Linked DNA regions of Homo sapiens: region 2 is linked to region 1. Evidence: read pairs that join two places in POLR2A ChIA-PET (ENCODE). Cell type or tissue: GM12878. All regions are shown on one strand. Links, peaks and the distances in the headings refer to the core of each region. The heading gives the core; the rest is flanking DNA. Region 1 overlaps LOC105370866 (a long non-coding RNA gene). Region 2 holds the start of LOC102723464 (a long non-coding RNA gene).

Region 1 (9,652 bases), core at 1-8,000:
GACTGAGGTGGGAGGATCACCTGAGCCTGGGGAGGTTGAGGCTGTAGTGAGCCAAGATTGAGCCACTGCACTCCAGCCTGGGCAAGAGAGTGAGACCCTGTCTTAAAAAAAAAACATATATACATATATATATATATATATATATATATACACACACACGCACACACACACACACACACAAATAGATACATATATACACACACATAGATATTTTAGATGATTTTGATTCTTTACTATATTTTTCCCTCTTCACTTTCGTTGTAGCAGGACAAGCCACAGACAAAACTCCTCAGACACCGAGTTAAAGAAGGAAGAGGTTTATTCGGCCAGGAGCATCGGCAGGACTCCTGTCTCAAGAGCCGAACTCCCTGAGTGAGCAATTCCTGTCCCTTTTAAGAGCTCACAACTCTAAGGGGGTCCGCGTGAGAGGGTTGTGATCAATTGAGCAAGCAGGGGGTACGTGACAGGGGCTGCATGCACCAGTGGTCAGAGTGAAACAGAACAGACCGGGAAGTTTTACAATGTCTTTCTATAATCTATAGATAACATCAGTTGCTAGGTCAGGGGTCGAATTTTAGGCTTAGGTCAGGCAGGCCCAGGCCTGGTTTCGGGTCTGGTTCCTAGGTTTTGGGTCTGGTTCCTAGGTGCCAGGCTACCTGCCTTTAGTTTTGCTTCTCTATCCTTTTCTGAGTATAAAACAATATAAAACAATATGAGAGGGTCTGTCTCTCTTCTCTCATAGTGACAGGTATGAGATCAATTCAGCTTTAACTGGACTCACTCATCTTGCAACTCTGAAAAATTAAAAAAAAAATTTTTTTTCCCACAACTGTAGCATCAGGCATGGTGGTTCACACCTGTAATCCCAGCACTTCGGAGGACAAGGCAGGTGGATTGTTTGAGTCCAGAAGTTTGAGACCAGCCTGGCCAACATAGCAAATTAGCTCTGCATGGTGGTGTGTGCTTGTAATTCCAGCTACTCAGGAGCCTAAGGCACGAGAATTGCTTCAACCTGGGAAGTCGTGCAGTGAGCTGTCAGCTGTAGTGGAGCCAAGATTGTGCAACTGCACTCCAGCCTGGGTGACCCCCCCAAAAAATTTTTTTTTTACTTGGTACTGTCTGTTAGCCTTACATAAAGCTTTATCAATTTACATTTCCAATAAAAAGTTGAAAAGATGCTAAACCTCACTTATAATCAGGAAAATGCAAATTAAAATAACAATAGGACAATATTTTTTTTCCCATTTGGGTTCACAAATGTAAAAAGGTTGATAATGCAAAGTATGGAGGGAGATAGAGACATTTGTCCTCACATAAAAGTTCTTTTAACAACGAGAATCTACACATTAGGGAGTGTTCCTGAGAGAGATTAAAAGTGATTATATTATGCTAGATTGTTGTGATAAATAAACAAAGGACGCTTCTGTTACAGGTTCATTCGTTATTTTATGTGTGCTAATAGCCCTGCTGTTAACATGTATCCATTGAGCATTTTTATCTTGTATCATTATATTCTTTTCTTTTTTCTTTTGTATTTTCTATTTCTTGTATCATTATTTTCTAATCACTAATTCATTAATTCACTAAGTAGACACGAATTTCTCTATTTTATCTTCTATTATCTATTTTTTTAATAAAAAAGACAGGGTCTTAGTATGCTGCCCAGGCTGGTCTCAAACTCCTGGGCTCATCCTCCCGCCTCAGCCTTCCAAAGTGCTGGGATTACAGGCAGGAGCAACTGCCCCTGGCCAGATGTCTCCATTTTAATAGCTATAGTTTAGTTTACCATTTACACAGCACTTTCTCATCAAATACTTTCATTGATCTCTGCTTCAGTGACAGGGGGAGGTGCTATTTTCAGATGAGGAAATTGAATCTCAGAGAAGTTAAATGATTTTCCAAGGTCACAGTCACTAATAACTGGAGGGGCTCAGGTCCTCTGACTCCCAGTTCCACCAGCTTCCCACTTTCTCAATTGCTTTTCAAACGAAGCACAGTGGAAGGCCTCCCTGGCTCTTCCATGGAGTTCAAGTCAATCCGAAAGGAACCACAAGGGGCAGAATGGTGCAGTGGAGGATACAGCTAGCTGGAAGCCTGAGAACTGTTTTTTTCTTCACTCTGTGCTTCTCCCAGTTGTGTGACCATAGGCAAGTCATTTAGCCTCATGGAGCCTCACTGGCCTCTTTAGGAAAATAGAGATGAAGAGATGACGCTTGCTTACTGGTGTTGAAAGCAGAGATGATGCCATGCAGTTTCTTCTAGCTGTGAGGGTTTTTTTTTGTTTTTTGTTTTTGAGACAGTCACATTCTGTCGCCCAGGCTAGAGTATCATGGTGCGATCTCGGCTCCAACCTCTGCCTCCAGGGTTCAAGTGATCCTCCCACCTCAGCCCTCAAGTAGCTCGGACTACAGGAGTGGGCCACACTACACTTGGCTAATTTTTATATTTTTAGAAGAGATGGGGTTTCACCATGCTAGCCAGACTGGTCTCAAACTCCTGGGCTCAAGTGATCCACCTGCCTGAGCCTCCCAAAGTGCTAGGATTACAGGAGTGAGCCACCGCGCCTAGCCACCTAGCTGTGAGATTTTGAGCCAAACTTAGACTAGTGCTCCTTCTCTGCTCATATATTTTACAAAATACCACTTTCTGCAATGGATTTAGTCTCTGCAAATGTGAACTCATAACAGACAAACTCACCATATAATTAATGCTTTCCTTGATTGGGGTCTAAAACTGTTCCCTTACCTTTTTTTTTCTTTTACTTTTTCTTTTTTTTTTAAGTATTATTAGGTAAACTTGCTGAAAGATAAGGAAATCCCAAGAGAACAACAGCAAATGGTTTCAGGTAGCTCACTGTATCTGAAAAGGTGTTTTCTGCCTGGATCTCTATTTGGTGTGGCCACCTACATTGTTTGTTGCCTATTACATATTTTTACAGATTTTATTATTACAGGTTTTTTTTTTGAGACAGGGTCTCGCTCTGTTGCCCAGGCTGGAGTGCAGTGGCACGACCTCAGCTCACTGCAGCCTCTGCCTCCCGGGTTCAAGCGATTCTCCTATCTCAGCCTCCTGAGTAGCTGGGATTACAGGTGCCCGCCACCATGCTTGGCTAATTTTTGTATTTTTAGTAGAGATGGGGTTTCACCATGTTGGCCAGGCTGGTCTCAAACCCCTGACCTCGGGTGATCCGCCCGCCTCAGCCTCTCAAAACGGTGGTATTACAGGCATGAGCCACTGCACTCGGCTCACAGTTGTTTCTTTATAGTTTCAATTTCCATAAGCCAAAGAGTCTTTGTTTTGTTTTGTTTTGTTTTTAAGACAGAGTCTCCCTCTGTTGCCCAGGCTGGAGTACAGAGGTGCAATCTCAGCTCACTGCAACCTCTGCCTCCTGGGTTCAAGCAATTCTCCTGCCTCAGCCTCCCAAGTAGCTGGGACTATAGGCTCATGCCACCATGCCCAGCTAATTTTTGTATTTTTAGTAGAGACAGGGTTTCACTATATTGGCCAGGCTGGTCTCGAACTCCTGACCTCGTGATCCGCCCACCTTGGCCTCCCAAAGAGCTGGGATTACAGGCATGAGCCACTGCACCCGGCCAAGCCAAAGATTTTACAAGCTGGAAAGAGCCTTAAGAGATCACTTGATCCTTTCCCCTGTCTTCGAGCGGGTAAAATATTTTTCCATTTAGCAGAGGAAGCATCCAGTGCCCAGAAAGCCTGAAAGTTATTGAAGGTTTCACAGCCAGCAATTACCCTCATGCTGCAGGACTTATTCCATTCTTGCTGCACGACCATTTATTAGCAATCCTGACTCTTCCAGAAAATTGCAATGAAAGCCAAAAAGAGTAAACTATATGATCATTAGTTGTTTTCTTTTTATCACACATCCTGAATTCTTCTAGTCCTAACCATATTTTGATGTATTATTTATAAGAGCCATCTGGTCACAGGTTCCTGGAGAAAACTCTGGAATTTTAAAAAGTCTGCTTTATTTTTCCAGGAAACACACTGCATAGCTCCAATCTATCCTTTACGTGTTCATCAGGGATACAGAAGGCAATTTGGATTCTTTTTTTAAATTGAGATATAACTTACCTACAGTAAAGTGCACAACTTTTTTTTTTTTTTTTTTTTAGACAGAGTCTCGCTCTGTTAGCCAGGCTGGAGTGCAGTGACACAGTCTCGGCTCACTGCAACCTCCGCCTCCCAGGCTCAAGAAATTCTCCTGCCTCAGCCTCCCGAGTAGCTGGGATTACAGGCGCCTGCCACCACGCCTGGCTAATTTTTGTATTTTTAGTAGAGACTGTGTTTCACCATGTTGGCCAGGCTGGTCTCAAACTCCTGACCTCATGTAATCTGCCCTCCTCGGCCTCCCAAAGTGCTGGGATTATAGGCATGAGCCACCGTGCCTGGCCTTTTTTTTTTATTTTATTTTAAGATGGAGTCTTGCTCTTGTTGCCCAGGTTGGAGTGCATTGGCACAATCTCGGAAGCTCACTGCAACCTCTGCCTCCCAGGTTCAAACAATTCTCCTGCCTCAGCCTCCTGAGTAACTGGGATTATAGGCGCCCACCCCCACGCCCGGGTGATTTTTGTATTTTTAGTAGAGATGGGGTTTCACCATGTTGGCCAGGCTAGTCTCGAACTCCTGACCTCAGGTGATGCGCCTGCCTCGGCCTCCCAAAGTGCTGGGATTACAGGCGCGAGCCACCGAGCCTGGCCAAAGTGCATAACTTCTAAGTGGACAACTCAAAATATTTTTACATGTGTATGTATCATGTAACACCACTCAGTTCAACATATAGATTGTTACTAGCACCTCTGAAGAATCTCTGTGCCCTATACTAGTCAGCACCCTCTAGGGATAACCACTGTTTTGACTTTTATCACCACAATTTAGTTTTGCCTGTTTTTGAACTTCATATTAATAGAATCAGACAGCATGTATTGTATTTGTTTTCTTTCACTCAACACTATGTCTGTGAAATTATTGACCATATTCTAAAGATGCAATTCATCTTCTGGCTCAAGTCCTCAGGGAATCTGTCAAAACTATGTACATACTATGTTAGCTATACACAGGTATGCATAGTCTAAAAACAGGCAGTTGAGAAAAGAACTTTCTTAAATGACCAAAATAGAATAACCAACCTATGCTGCTCTTGTTGCTTTCTACTCTTGCTTCAATTTCACTTTCATCTCTGCTTTGAAATGGGATCTGATCCACCCAAGTATTTTCTTTTCTTCTCCCACTAATGGATAAATAGCTTATGCAATTTTCCTTATTTATATCCAGCATTCCCCATTAATGCTCCACAATCATTGGTCTACAAGGTATAAATGGCCTCAAGCTATAATTTGATGCAGCCCTCTATCATCAGCAAGAAAAGCATTACTGGGGCCAGGTGCAGTGGCTCATGCCTGTAATCCCAGCACTTTGGGAGGCTGAGGCAGGTGGATCACGAGGAGGTCAGGAGATAGAGGCCATTCTGGCCAACGTGGTGAAACCCCGTCTCTACTAAAATAAGAAGAAAAAATTAGCCGGGCATGTGGCGCATGCCTGTAGTCCCAGCTACCCAGGAGGCTGAGGCAGGGGAATCACTTGAACCCGGGAGGCAGAGGTTGCAGTGAGCCGAGATCCCACCACCGCACTCCAGCTGGGGGACAGAGCAAAACTCTGCCTCAAAAAAAAAAAAAAAAAAGAAAGAAAAGAAAACAAAAGCATTATTATTGGACGGGGTGCAGTGACTCATGCCTGTAATCCCAGCACTTTGGGAGGCCAAGGCAAGCAGATCACTTGAGACTAGAAGTTTGAGACCAGCCTGCCAACATGGTGAAACCCTGTCTCTACTAAAAATACAAAAAACAGCTGGGTGTTGTGGCAGGCACCTGTAATCCCAGCTACTGGGGAGGCTGAGGCAGGAGAATCACTTGAACCCAGGAGGTGGAGGTTGCAGTGAGCCAAGATCGCGCCACTGCACCCCAGCCTGGGCGACAGAATGAGAGCCTATCAAAAAGAAAGAAAAGAAAAGAAAGGAAAGGAAAGAAAAGGAAAGGAAAAGAAAGGAAGAGAAAGAAAGAGAAAATAAAAGAAAGATTAAAGAAAAGAAAGAGAAAGAAAGAAAAGAGAGAAAGGAAAGCATTAAAAGCATTATTATGCTCTATATTCAGATTCAACAGATATTTACTGAGCACATATAATCTTTAATGTATTTTGCTAGGTGTTATGGAGAACTACAAAAATATAGCAAGCATGGGTTCTACCCTTATGAACATTCAGTCTAGCAAAGAAGCAGTATAGTATGGATATCTACATAAAAGATCATAATATAAGCTATAAAGTATTAAAAATGACACCATTTGAGTTAAAAGAAAAAAGATGCTATTCAAAAAGCTCAGAGGAAAAGTTAGCTTCTAGTCAGGGTGGTGTCAAGGAAGCTTGGTGGGAGAGTATTTATACTAGAAGGATTAAAAGAAGTAGGATATCATGACTAGATAGGTTTAGTCATACAGCGGATGGGGCAAGGGCATTTTAGATAACCATAAGGACAAGGACCCTGAACTGGGAAATTATGCTGCATGTACAGGGAGTGACTGTGCAGTCTGACCAAAGAACAGGGCAAGTAATGAAGAAACTGGGGCCCCGGGTGGTTATGGATTACCCAGAGCCATAGCACCAGACAGCCCTAGAATGGGCATTGAATCCCAGGCGTTTTCCTTCTTTAATGCTCCCACAATATGACCAAGTCAACATTTTAGTCACTGCTCTGCTTTATTTACAACAACCCATTATATATTGTCCATTAAGTAATTGACTCAACAAACACTTATCGAATATCTAGTACACTCTAGGCATAATTGGATGCTATGGTCTCCAAGGCTGATTTGATATGTGTTATAAAATACTTTTTCCCAAGTGGGGAATAGGGCTAATATTGGGCTAAGACAGATTGTCTTTGTCTTTGTTAAAATTTTATAGAGTTATACTTCAGAGCAAATACTATAAACAACAAAGACAATTAAATAAACCACAAAAACAGATCTCTGTATCATGTTTTTCTACACGACATCAATACACTGAGTCTTAGCAATGACTGCCCATGTGTTTTTTCCATAACTATGCTTACTTATGTTTTAGCAAGGGGTAATACAGAAGGATATGAAACCCTCCATCCTTGAGCGAAAGTTTAAAAACATTTCTAGTATTATAGTAGAACAAGACTCACTTCCGTTTAGCTTATCAACCACCAAGAGACATTTCCCCTTTGTACTTGTTATGTTTTAGTGTAACTATGGAGACACAGCACTTTCCATGCAAGTGACACACATGATTTTGGTTTAACATACTCATTTTCTGAGAAACATTTTAAAATGTGGTCACTATTTTAAAAATTGTGGTCACTATGAGATCTTTGAGCTACTTTGGTATTTCAATGTAAATCCATACATTTGTTAGCAATATTCATTGAGGGAAGAGTTAAGTACCACGGATTATGGATTCTTTCTGATTCCATCAAACTATTCCTAATTAAAGCTTTGGTGCCAGAAAAAAAAAGGTAATTATGAATTGAACAAATTGGGCTATCAGATATTTTTATAAATCGTAGGGTATATCAAGTTGAGTTTTGAGAGCTCTGTTTCCAGGTATATGGCAGGCTAGGAATTCACACTGCACCTCCCACTGGAAACAATTAAAAAGGCTGAATTAAAAAAAATCTTAAACCTCTTAGAAGCATTGAGCATGGGCAAGAAAGAAAGAAATTATTAGGTCAAAGAGAAGTGAAGAAGGAATCCAGACAGGTAAGTGGACAACACTGTCCAGGTGTACAACACCAGGAGGCACCATTTGGATTCTATTCACCTAAATGATGCTCTTGGGGTTGTTTGATGCTATGGCCCTGAGATCACTTTGCCCTAAGGGCATTTGCTCAACCTGGTGAACTGCAGCTTGGGCTTCACAATGGTTCCAGAGACAAGGTAAAGCCGAGGGCTTGGAGAATCCCATTGGAGACCATTCTCCCAATAAAGCTTGGACCCTTTAGGTGGAGATGAAAACCAGCATATCCATTCATCCTCAGGGTACTGCACAAAAAGTTCCTGTGGAACTAAGTAGAACTAAGTACTAAAAAATACTGTCACTGAAAGACTGACTTGTGATGATCTACAGCCAAAACAGGTTCATAAAAGCCTCAAGCTATTACTCTAAGTTGAGTAGGCAGGCCCCAGGTGCGTGGAAGAAACAAATACAAATCTTCTCTGGAGGAAGGTACCTCAATAACTCACAAATTATTTTCTAAGAAAATTGAGCAGCTCACAGTAACAAACATTAAGCACTCAAAGAAATGCTACTATATAAATGAAAACCAGAAGAAAGAAGAAATCACATACAATAGAATTAAATGGAAAACATCTACAAATATTTGAGAAATTTAAATTATCACACATACAAGGTGAAAAAAACATTTTACTTCTTTTTTTTTTTTTTTGAGACAGAGTTTTGCTCTTGTTGCCCAGGCTGGGTGCAATGGCGCGATCTTGGCTCACAGCAACCTCCACCTCCTGGGTTCAAGCGATTCTCCTGCCTCAGCCTCTGGAGTAGCTGGGAGTAGTCATGCACCACCACGCCTGGCTACTTTTGTATTTTTAGTAGAGATGGGGTTCCTCCACTTTGGTCAGGCTGGCCTCGAACTCCCGACCTCAGGTGATCCACACTCCTCAGCCTCCCAAAATGCTGGGATTACAGGCATGAGCCACCGTGCCTGGTCACCATTTTACTTATTTAAGAAAAAAAAAAATACAAAGTAGAAAATACCTATTTATTAGGCTCATGAACCCCACGGAGGGAGCATCGTTAAAGTCTCTCTTCCCCCTGCCATCATGTCTAAGGCGGAGTTTCCTAAAGAACCAGAACAGCAGAGGAAGCTCTTCACTGGAGGGTTGAGCTTGGAATGAGAGCCTGAGGAGCCATTTTGAGCAATGGGGAACGCTCACAGACTGTGTGGTAATGAGAGATCCAAGCACCAAGCGCTCCAGGGGCTTAGGGTTTGTCACATATGCCCCTGTGGAGGCAGTGGATGCAGCCGTGAATGCAAGGCCACGCAAGGTGGATGAAAGAGCTGTGGAAACAGAGAGCTGTCTCAAGAGAAGATTCTCAAAGACCCAGTGCCCACTTAACTGTGAAAAAGATATTTGTTGGTGGCATTAAAGAAGACACAGGGCCTGGCCCAGTGGCTCACGCCTATAATCCCAGCACTTTGGGAGGCTAAGGTGGGCGGATCACCTGAGGTCGGGAGTTCAAGACCAGTCTGACCAACATGGAGAAACCCAGTCTCTACTAAAAATACAAAATTAGCCGGGTGTGGTGGCGCATGCCTGTAATCCCAGCTACTCCGGGAGGCTGAGGCAGGAGAATCGCTTGAACCTGGGAAGCGGAGGTTGTGGTGAGCCGAGATTGCACCATTGCACTCCAGCCTGGGCGACAGAGTGAAACTCCGTCTCAAAAAAAAAAAAAAAAAAAGACACTGAAGAACAGCACCTAAGAGATTATTTTGAACAGTATGGAAAAATTGAAGTGATTGAAATCATGACTGACCGAGTCAGTGGCAAGAAAAGGGGCTTTGCCTTTATAACCTTTGACTACCATGACTCTGTGGATA
Region 2 (9,607 bases), core at 1,608-9,607, 200 kb after region 1:
TTTGCTCAATGAATGTTGGGGTTCTTGAGGGATTACTCCCAGACTATCTGTCTTTCAGAGTAGCATCAGCCAGTTCTTGATTTTAATTACCATACATTTGTTGGTGATTCACAATTTTCTGTTTCCAGCCCAGACTTTGTTCCTGGGCTTCAGACTCATTTGTGCCACTGCCTCCCAGATACACCCACTTGGAAGTGACCTAAGCACCCAAACTCACTATTCCAAAGTGTCTCCCTAAACTTATTCTTCTTTCTCAGTGGATGCCACTACCATCCACCCTGCTGCTCAAGCCAAAAAGATCAGCATCATCCTTGATTTTCCTGATTCTCTCACCCTCCATATCCACTTCACACCAAGTCCAGATGATTCTGTCTTAAAACATTCACAAATACATATACATATAAACAGCCCACAACAGCCTCCTAACTGGACTCCCTGCTTCCACTCTTGCACACCTACAATTCATTCTCTACTCAGCAGCTAGGGAGGACTCTCATTACTTCATTCCCTTGTTGAGCTTGAAATAAAATCCAGGCTGGGCACGATGGCTTACACCTGTAATCCCAGAACTTTGGGAGGCCGAGGCAGGCAGATCACAAGGTCAAGAGATCGAGACCATCCTGGACAACATGGTGAAACCCCATCTCTACTAAAAATACAAAAATTAGCTGGGTGTGGTGGCGTGTGCCTGTAGTCCCAGGTACTTGAGAGGCTGAGGCAGGAGAATCACTTGAACCTGGGACGCGGAGGTTGCAGTGAGCTGAGATCGCGCCACTGCACTCCAGCCTAGCAACAGAGCGAGACTCTGTCTCAAAAATAAAAATAAAATAAAATCCAAACTCTGTATCTGATGCACAGGGCCCTGCATGGAGTATTAGGCTGGTACAAAAGTAATCGCGGTTTTTGCCATTAAAAGCGAAACTAATGACAAAAACCACAATTACTTTTGCACCAAACTAATAGCTCCCACCCTCTTCTCCAGTGGTATTCTGTACCCCTCTCCCTATTACTCACTAACCACACTGGCCTTTATTCTTTCCTCTAATGTGCCAAGCTCTCTTTTCCAGCTCTGAGCTTTTGCAAATGCTGTTCCCTCTTCCAGGAATTCTTGTCACTGGCTATGGGGTGGTTTCCCTTCTCATTCTGCAGATCTCTACTTGAAATTCTCCTCCAAGAGACCTCCTACACTCTCCCTCACTAAAGGGGGCCCACTATTATTTACAATCACTCTCTATCACATGCCCTGTTTATTTCCTTTATAGTACTTGTCATATGCTGAAATTAACATCTTAGTTTATTTTACTTGTTTTTCATCCATATGTCCACTCCCCCACACTAAAAAAAATTCTGTTGGTTGCATATTTCCAATTAATTCAGGTGGCAGAGCATCTAGAAATTATGCTGTTCTTTGTAGAACACCATGAATATCTAATTTCATATTGAATCCCATCATATGCACTAGGAGAAAATATTACTGGGTTGTATGAATGCATGTAAAATCTCAACTACAAGCTTACACATATCCATGAAAACAACAAACTGTTAAACTAGATGTGATCAGATGTTTGAGTTTTTCTGTTAATATTTGTTTATTTCTCATGCATTCATTTTGTCATCTGCTGGCACCCACTAGCAGGTGAACATTGAAAGCTTTTTTTTTTTAATATTGTGGTTAGGTTTTAGTTTTGTTTTGAGACAGAGTCTTGCTCTGTTGCCCAGGCCGGAGTGCAGTGGCATGATGTCAGCTCACTGCAACCTCCGCCTGCTGGGTTCCAGCAATTCTCCTGCCTCAGCCTCCCGAGAAACTGCAATTACAGATGCGTGCCACCACGCCTGGCAAATTTTTGTATTTTTAGTAGAGATGAGGATTCACCATGTTGGCCAGGCTGATCTTGAACTCCTGACCTCAAGTGATCCACCCACCTCGGCCTCCCAAAGTGCTGGGATTACAGGCGTGAGCCACCGCACCTGGCCAAAAGATTAAGAAAATTTTATGAAGAGAAACCCTAAAATTGAGCATTCAACTCTTACCATCTTTTCCTGACAATTAGAGGGAAACTGATTATTATTCAAAGAGTCGAAGAAGGGAACCCCTCAGCCCAGGCTACAGTGGGCCCTTTGGCAGCACAGTGAGTTCCCTGGAGTCTAGTGTAGGCAGGACCCACAGAGGCAGGGGGGGTTCTCGGCGGCTGCTTCCTGCACACAGCCCCTTGCCTCCAAAGCAGGTAGCTGGCTCTATAGGTCACTGATAGAAGCCCTTAGGATAAATGCCAACCCTGATAAGAAAAGGGAGGACCAGCCCCTAAACAGGCAGCAGGTTTGTCTGCTTGAGGTCTTGTTGATTGGTTTAATTTTTAAAATCCTGCCAGGGACCAGGCGTGGTGGTGGCTCACACCTGTAATCCCAGCACTTTGGGAGGTCAAGGTGAGAGGATTGCTTGAAGCCAGGAGTTTGAGACCAGCCTGAGTAACATAGTGAGACACACCTCCATATCCTCCCCCTCCCCACCTTCTCTACAAAAAGTTTTTTAAATTAGCTGGGTGTGGTGGCATGCACATGTAGTCCCAACTACTCAGGAGGCTGAGGAGGGAGACTGCCTGAGTCTGGGAGGTCAAGGCTGTAGTGAGTCGTGCTTGAGCCACTGCACTCCAGCCTGGGTGACAGGGCAATACCTCATCTCAAAAATAAATAAAAAAGTCCTTCCAGGATGAAAATAGCCCCCAGTGCATTTAGGAGAGAATAGCAGACTTTTCCCCAGGAGTATTCTCGAGGGAAGAGTGTGGGTACGGAGCTTCCAAAGGAGCCCCAACTAGGCTCTTTTCTCTGCTTTGCATCCCTTTTTGCCATTGGCTTTCCACAGGACTGTCTTGCTAATCATACACCTCATGTAGATGGCTGGTGCTTCCTGGCTAATCTAGTCAAGTATAAAGAAGGGCCCCTGCTGTCCTTCAAATACCAATAATGCTTTTCAGCCAGCCTAGCGCCTCTGCTTTGCTGTCTGTTGGCTTTCTGTGACTATGCATGGTCAAGGCAGGTCAGAGATTTATCATTTTTGGCCAGAACAAATACACTGAGAGCTTCAAAACCAAGTATACTTGAAAACTAAGTTTCAGAGAGACAGCCTGTGTTCAGAGTTAGACTGTGTTGATAACTATGCAAACATTTACCATTTCCTTACTGGGGTCATAAAAGGCATCCTCAAACCAATATATGTCAATCTGACGATGTTGTCCAAAATATTTTTAGCTTTGAATTTTTTTCAGCCAGTATCAAAAGTGAGACTCTAAAATACTTACTATATGTCTATGTCAAATACTAAGTCCTTTATTTTTTTCTGGAAATATTCTTAAGTAAATTCTGATTAGAATCACTCCTAAAACACCATTATCCTGATTCTAGATACTCAGGGCAGAATAAACGGTAAAGTGAAAGATGCTCCAGCTCAGAAACTCAACAGCTATCAGGTGGGTGAATATCCAGTAATAAAATGGATTGTTCTCCGCTGATTGTATGTTTCCAAGTTGCTCAGGAAGAAGAATACCTGCAAGTATGTTGCTCTTACTAAAATACCACGTGGCCATTCCAATTAGTTTATTTATTATCTGTAGCTGCTTTCACACTACAAGGACAGAGTTCAGTAGCTTTGACAGAGACTATATGGTTTGCAAATCCTAAAATATTTACTGTCTGGCCCTTTACCGAAAAAGTTTGCCAACTTCTACATAGCTCATCCATTCACTTTACAGACGAGCAACCTAAGTCCTGTTTGAAAAGCAAAGTGGCTTTGTAGCACTTTGCACAGGGTTCACTTCATTGCAGTTAATTTTCTCTAGGCTTGTCCCTTCTACTGGATACAATCTTTTTATTTCCCACAGTGGCTTTCATTTAACTTAATAATAATGGTTTGTTGTATTGCATTGACTTGCCCAGGGAAACAGGAATAGTCAGCAATGGAACCTGGCTTAAAACCCAGATATCGTGATTCATGATCAATGGTAAGGATCACCAAGTAGCTGTGTAACTTTGGCTGAGTAATTATCCTCTCTGAGCTTCAGTTTCCTCACCTGCAAGATGAAGGTAATCCATTCCTTGTATGGTTTTATGAGAAATGTTAAGACAATGTATGTATGGAATAGGCTCTCCGTAAGCATGGATTCTCAACCCCTGACTCCTTTGTCTCACTAAACTAGAGTTCTGGAACTTTTAGGATTACCTGAGGAAACTGAACTAAATACTTATGGAACTTCTTCTAAGAACAAGACACTGGGCTTGGCCCTTTAGGAGGCACAAAAATTATTTCCCCATTTAGTGGCAGTGATAAGCCTGATGTGACCAGACTTATGATCTGGTTAAAGGGAAATAAGCATCCTTGAAGGGGTGATGACATTTAAAAAATGCTAAAGGGGCCAGGTGTGGTGGTTCATGACTGTAACTTCAGCAGTTTGGGAAGCTGAGGCGGGAGGATCACTTAAGACCAGGAGTTTGAGACCAGCCTGGGCAACATGGTGAGGTCCCCATCTCTACAAAATATTAAAAATTAGCTGGGCATGGTAGCACATGCCTACAGTCCCAGCTACTAGGGAGGCTGAGGTGGGGATTGCTTGAGCCCAGGAGTTCTAGGCTGCAGTGAGCTATGAGTGCACCAGTGCACTCCAGCCTGGGCAACAGAACAAGACCCTGTCTCTTTAAAAAAATTCATACTGGATCTATTTCAACAAATAAGAACAGAGATGTAATCATCACTGTGCTTACTAGTTGGCAAGGAGTTGCTACTAAAGCCCTTGAAGAGTCCCTTCAGTAGGTTATGTATTCTCTTTTGAAATGATGATTATGCTTCATTTGTCCTGCAAGCTTTGCTTTGATGGTCAGAGTTTGTAGAGTCTAAATAAAAGCAGAATTACTATGAGGGACTAGGAAGCAAGTCAGAGGCACTTTGGAAACTGCTGGCCTGTTGTACACCAAAGCATTAGGCATTTTCTTCAGAGGAGAATACCAGGACTTCATGGCCACCCCTGAGAACTTAGCAAGGCCTGCCCTAAGACCTGCATTAGGAGGGAGGTTCCTGTTTCCTTGTATTAAATTCTGTAATGCTCTAAGCCTCTCTTTCTTTTTGAAGCCTTTGGCTTCATGGAGGACAGTCTGGTGGGAAATAGCACTGAATGGGGAGTTAGGAGACTGGGTTCCTGTTCCAGTTCTGATACCTGCTGGCTATATGACCCTGGGCAGGATATTTCCTTTTTTGGATCATCTGCAAATGACACAATAGAAGCTCAGTTGACCAGATCAGACAAATAACCATTGCATTGGGTCCTGACAGAACTGAACTCACTTGGACACAGACATTATCATAGAATGTTAGAGTTAGACAGGACCTTTCAGTGATTAGTTGGACTCTGTCATTTCTCCTAGAGAGGGCAAAGGACCTGTCTATGGTCACACAATTCATTAGAGGCAGAATCAGATTAGAACTCAGGTTTCCTGGCTCTCTATTCCGTGCTTTGGCCAGAACAACATGTTATCTAAAAAGTCTAAAGGAAGTGCATTTAATCTCCCTTGCCTCAAATATCTCACAGACACGTTGCTGAGTTTGGTCTCCATTCTGCTCACTCATCAAAACTGCTCTGGATTAAGTAGCTAAGTCCTTCCACTCTGCATGCAAAATTCTGCTCACACCAGCGGCTTCTCTGAGACCTGGAATAGGCAGGCTGTGAGCCAACCCTTACCCAAACTCACCCTTTAGGAGCAGGAGAGAAGTGGGGTCCGTGTTCCCTAAGGTACCCTCACTTTAGAGTCTCAAGGAACAAAAAACTTGGAATGATCCGGGTGTGGTGGTATGTGCCTGTAGTCCCAGTTACTCCCAACCCAAAAAACCCAAAAAATTTTGGAATGAATTTTCAGAGATCACTTCTGCAATTAATAATCTTTCAGGTTATTGAATCATCCAATGAATTTAACAGGAAGGTCCCTCAAGCGGGCAGAGAAGTTCTTGGAAAGGAACTTATGGGTCAGGAGAAAGCCCAGGATTAGTGCTCCTGGTGTCTGGTCTCCAGCGGGCACAGAGAGAAGGGCTCTGTCCCCAGGGCTAGCTTGTCAGTGGGTGAGTAGAGCTCCCATCTTCTCTAATATTTTCAGAACAAAACAAAAATATAAAACCCTCCCCCTTCTCAGACGCCATCCAAGCCATCAGCCCCTCCAAGTCTGGAATGTGAACTAATGGGATTAAATGAAAATGAGGGTGCTAGCTAAACCCTGAACGCCATGCACATGGAAGAGATGATCATTTTTCCTCGCCTGGCATCTTCTTGGACATTCTCCAAAGCCCAACTCAAATGTCATTTCCAAACACCTGGTCGCACCAACCCAAGTTCAAATCTTGGCTCCACTGCCTATTTGCTGTGTGACCTTGAACATGTGGTTTAACTTCTTTGGGCTTCGGTTTTCTCTCCTGCAAATGGGGATCATAATATAACCAGTTTATAGGGTGATTAGGGGTTGAGCCAATGTCATGCTTACAAAGGCCCCAGCACAGTGCCTGGCAGAGAACAGGTACTCTATAAATGTTGAATAAATAGTAAGGGAACCAGAGCATTCATCTCTTGAGGTCTGATCCAGCACCTTCTCTTCAGGTCCTGGCTTCGCCACATCCTTTCATCTCAAAGGGGCTAGAGAAACCTGAGCCAATTTGTCCTTACCTTGCTGAGGTCTTCTAAGGCCATGACCTTGGCCACTGGCCTCCTGCTGAGCTGCTCCTTCACCCAGACCTCGATATGCTTGTTCCACTTCATGGTGAACACATAGAAGGCATAGGCCAGCAGCAGCAGCAGGCTCTCCCACCAGGCAATGAGGCTGTCCAGGAAGAAGAGGATGAGCATTATCAGGTCAAGGATGTAGAAGGAGACATCACGGAATAAGGGCCACCAGGTGAGGTTGAGGATCTCTCGGGAGAAGAGGGAACAAGTGCCAATGACAAAGAGAATGTTGAACACAGCAGAGCCCACAATGGTACCAATGCCCACGTTGCTGTGGGAAATGAAGACACCGATGAGGGAGGTGAAGAGCTCAGGAGCAGAGCCTCCAGCAGCCATGAATGTGGCGCCTGCCACATCCTCGGAGATCTGCAGCTTGTCTGTGATGACACCCAGGGCTGGAACGAAGTACTCGTCGCAAACAATGGCCAAGGCCACAAACACATACATCATGCCAAAAACGTGCAGGACCACCCAGCCCTGCCGCCGCTCCTCCACACTGAACAGATCTGGGGGGTACTCTCCCTTGGGGTGGAGGTCTGGCAAGCTGGGAGGCAGCACTGAGGGACTAGGACTGAGCTCCTCTGGGAGCAGGGCTGTTGTGAGGCTTGGGGAGGGAGTGGTGAGCATGGCTGGGGTTGGCTTCACAACCACACAGTGATGGACCTGCATGGTCAGCTTTGCCCTGACCGTAGGGGTTGTTGAGGTGCTGGGTGCTGTGGAAGGTTTCTTTGCCAGCCTCCAGACTATGGCTGGGGCTGTTTTGATGGCTGATACACTGGTCCTGGGTGAAGGATTCCTAAGACTCCAGGCAGCAGTGAAGGCTTTGGTTTCTGCTGGGCTGCTGCCTGTCATGGTGCTTATTGTCACCTGCCCCTCAGAGGTGGCTGGGGTATGCAACAGGACTGTTCCCTGGGGAGTCTTCGGGTTGCTCTTTCCCACTAACCCCCAGGGATGGGCTGAGCTGTTACTTTCCACTCTTCTGGGGGGAAACAGGTTGTTTTTTTCCATGACGCTCCTTGGAGAAGTCAAGACGTTTGCTTCTACCTCATGTGTCAGAAAAGTTGGGGTGCTATCAAACATTCCCTTGAGAGTGGTTGGGGTGGTTTCCTCCATTATTCTCTTAAGAGAGTTGGTTTCGAGTATTTTATAGGTTGCTGTAATGTCACTGTCTTTCACTGTTGTCCTGGGGGTGATCGCATGGCTTGTTTCCATTGTCATGAATGTGGACGGCACGTAAGTGCCTACTCTTCTACCACGTGGGGAAGGAGTATACTTCACCTTTTCCCTCACTTGAGTTGGGCTGTAGCTCTTCATTTCTCCCCTGGGTGTTGGGGTATACTTTTTTACTATTTGTCTGCTTGAAGTTGAGGTGTAGTAAGTCAGTGTTCTACTGGATGTTGGGGTGTCTTCCTTCCTTCTTTCTGTACCTGCTGCTGTTGGGCTGTAATTATTCTTGGTTGTTGTTGGGATCATCTTGGCTGTTCTTTTAGGCATACTGGGGATATTCTCCACTGTCATGCTCAGTGTTGCTTCATCACTGCCCACTGAGGCTTGGGGTACCAGCATCTTACCCCCCATTTCGGAGCTAGGTTTTGAAGGGCTGCTGCTCATCATCATCATCTCTTCACTGGAGAGGTCCCGACTGGCCAGTTTTATAGGCTGATGAGAAGAGACTGCTGCCCACAATGAGGAAAGGCCCCGGGGTCTCCTAAGGTGCTGATAAGTAGAACCGATGATCAACATTCCCAGTAAGAAGAGGAGGCGACTCCAATGAAGCCGCTTTGTCCGGAGTAACCACCTCTCTTGCGGCCCCATCCTGATCAATTTCCCCATGCTGGCCAGTTATATCTGGTTACAGAAGGCCTCTCATTCTGTCCTAAGATGGAGGCTACTCTGGGATTCAGGTTGGTGATCAGAGAAGATTTCTCCATGAAGCCCAGCCAGGGGGTATCCACAACCCTAGGTGGGTAAAAAAAAGAGATTATTTACCACTAAGAGGAGATCTGGGATCCATAACACCCTCATATAGAAAAAAGTGATAATAGAAGCCCCAGGAACACAAAAGTATCATGCATGGGGTCTTTGCAAGAGTAAACTACTCCTGCCCCCTGCTCCAGAGGAAAATGCCTACTCTTAAGAGAAAGAGTGCCTAGGGGTCCTCTGTACTATGTAGGCATGCCAGCCCCCCAGGTTCCTGAGCTGGAGCCTGAGTGCACTATGGAGTCCACCAAGTCCTCCCTGGGCTCTCAGCAAAAGATCTGCCAGTACTCTTCAGGTCCAAGCCTAAGATCCTGGGAGCTCAGTCATCCATAGCTGGTGTCAGGCCACAGGTCTCACCTTATCAAAGGCAGGAAGGAGGTAGGGAGATATGGCTTTAAGCTATAGACAAAAAGAGGCAGCAGTGGAGGGCATTGCCAGGGACATTAAGGCTCCATGTATTTTTTTGAACTGACTTAAAACAATTCCACCATCCAGAGTGGGCAAAGCTTAAAAGTTAATGTTATAGAGCTTCCCAGAGAATATGGCATGGTGGGAGGATCATGGGGAATGGAGTTGAAAGCCTAGACTCCCTGTTCTGCTGCTTACCAGCTGTGTCATCCTGGACAGGCTGAGCCTTGGTGCCTCATCTGTGAAATGGGCATGATAACATATATATTGTTTATGCAAAGATAATCTCTAGAAGGACATCTGGGGAAGGGAAACTGAGGATCAAAGGTCAGAAGGTGACTTATTTTCACTGTATATTCTGTTAGTTTGACCTTTTTATCATGTGCATGTTATAATATTTTTAATTTAAATTAAATTAGAATATGAATAATAACAGTGTCACAGGAATGTTGAGCGAGTAAAAACATATG

Evidence for each region. ChIA-PET counts read pairs that join two places held together with the same protein. Peaks named below come from ENCODE experiments on the same cell type or tissue, not always from the same donor. Only the 100,000 strongest peaks of a DNase experiment are listed, where the experiment ranks them.
Region 2: POLR2A ChIA-PET joins it to region 1 with 7 read pairs; 19 of 35 experiments call an interaction of 5 or more read pairs at or near these places.

What each region holds. Positions count from the first base shown.
Region 1 is chr15:65,816,726-65,826,377 of GRCh38, reverse strand. All of the region lies in intron 1 of LOC105370866 (a long non-coding RNA gene), which reads right to left. It also overlaps the pseudogene HNRNPA1P44. Among named protein-coding and RNA genes, the nearest start is that of DENND4A, 29 kb to the right of the region's middle. RefSeq lists an enhancer at 4,948-5,067. In GM12878, for the core only: a CTCF peak has its summit at 2,055; a DNase peak (open chromatin) is centred at 7,277; H3K4me3 peaks cover 994 bases; H3K27ac peaks cover 4,478 bases.
Region 2 is chr15:65,623,056-65,632,662 of GRCh38, reverse strand. SLC24A1 (solute carrier family 24 member 1) reads right to left here. Exons shown (of 10, transcript NM_004727.3): 2 at 6,693-8,708. The coding sequence starts at 8,582. It overlaps LOC102723464 (a long non-coding RNA gene), which reads left to right and starts at 8,704. Exons shown (of 2, transcript XR_932375.3): 1 at 8,704-9,607. RefSeq lists a silencer at 894-1,023. In GM12878, for the core only: no CTCF peak of the experiment used is centred there; a DNase peak (open chromatin) is centred at 1,642.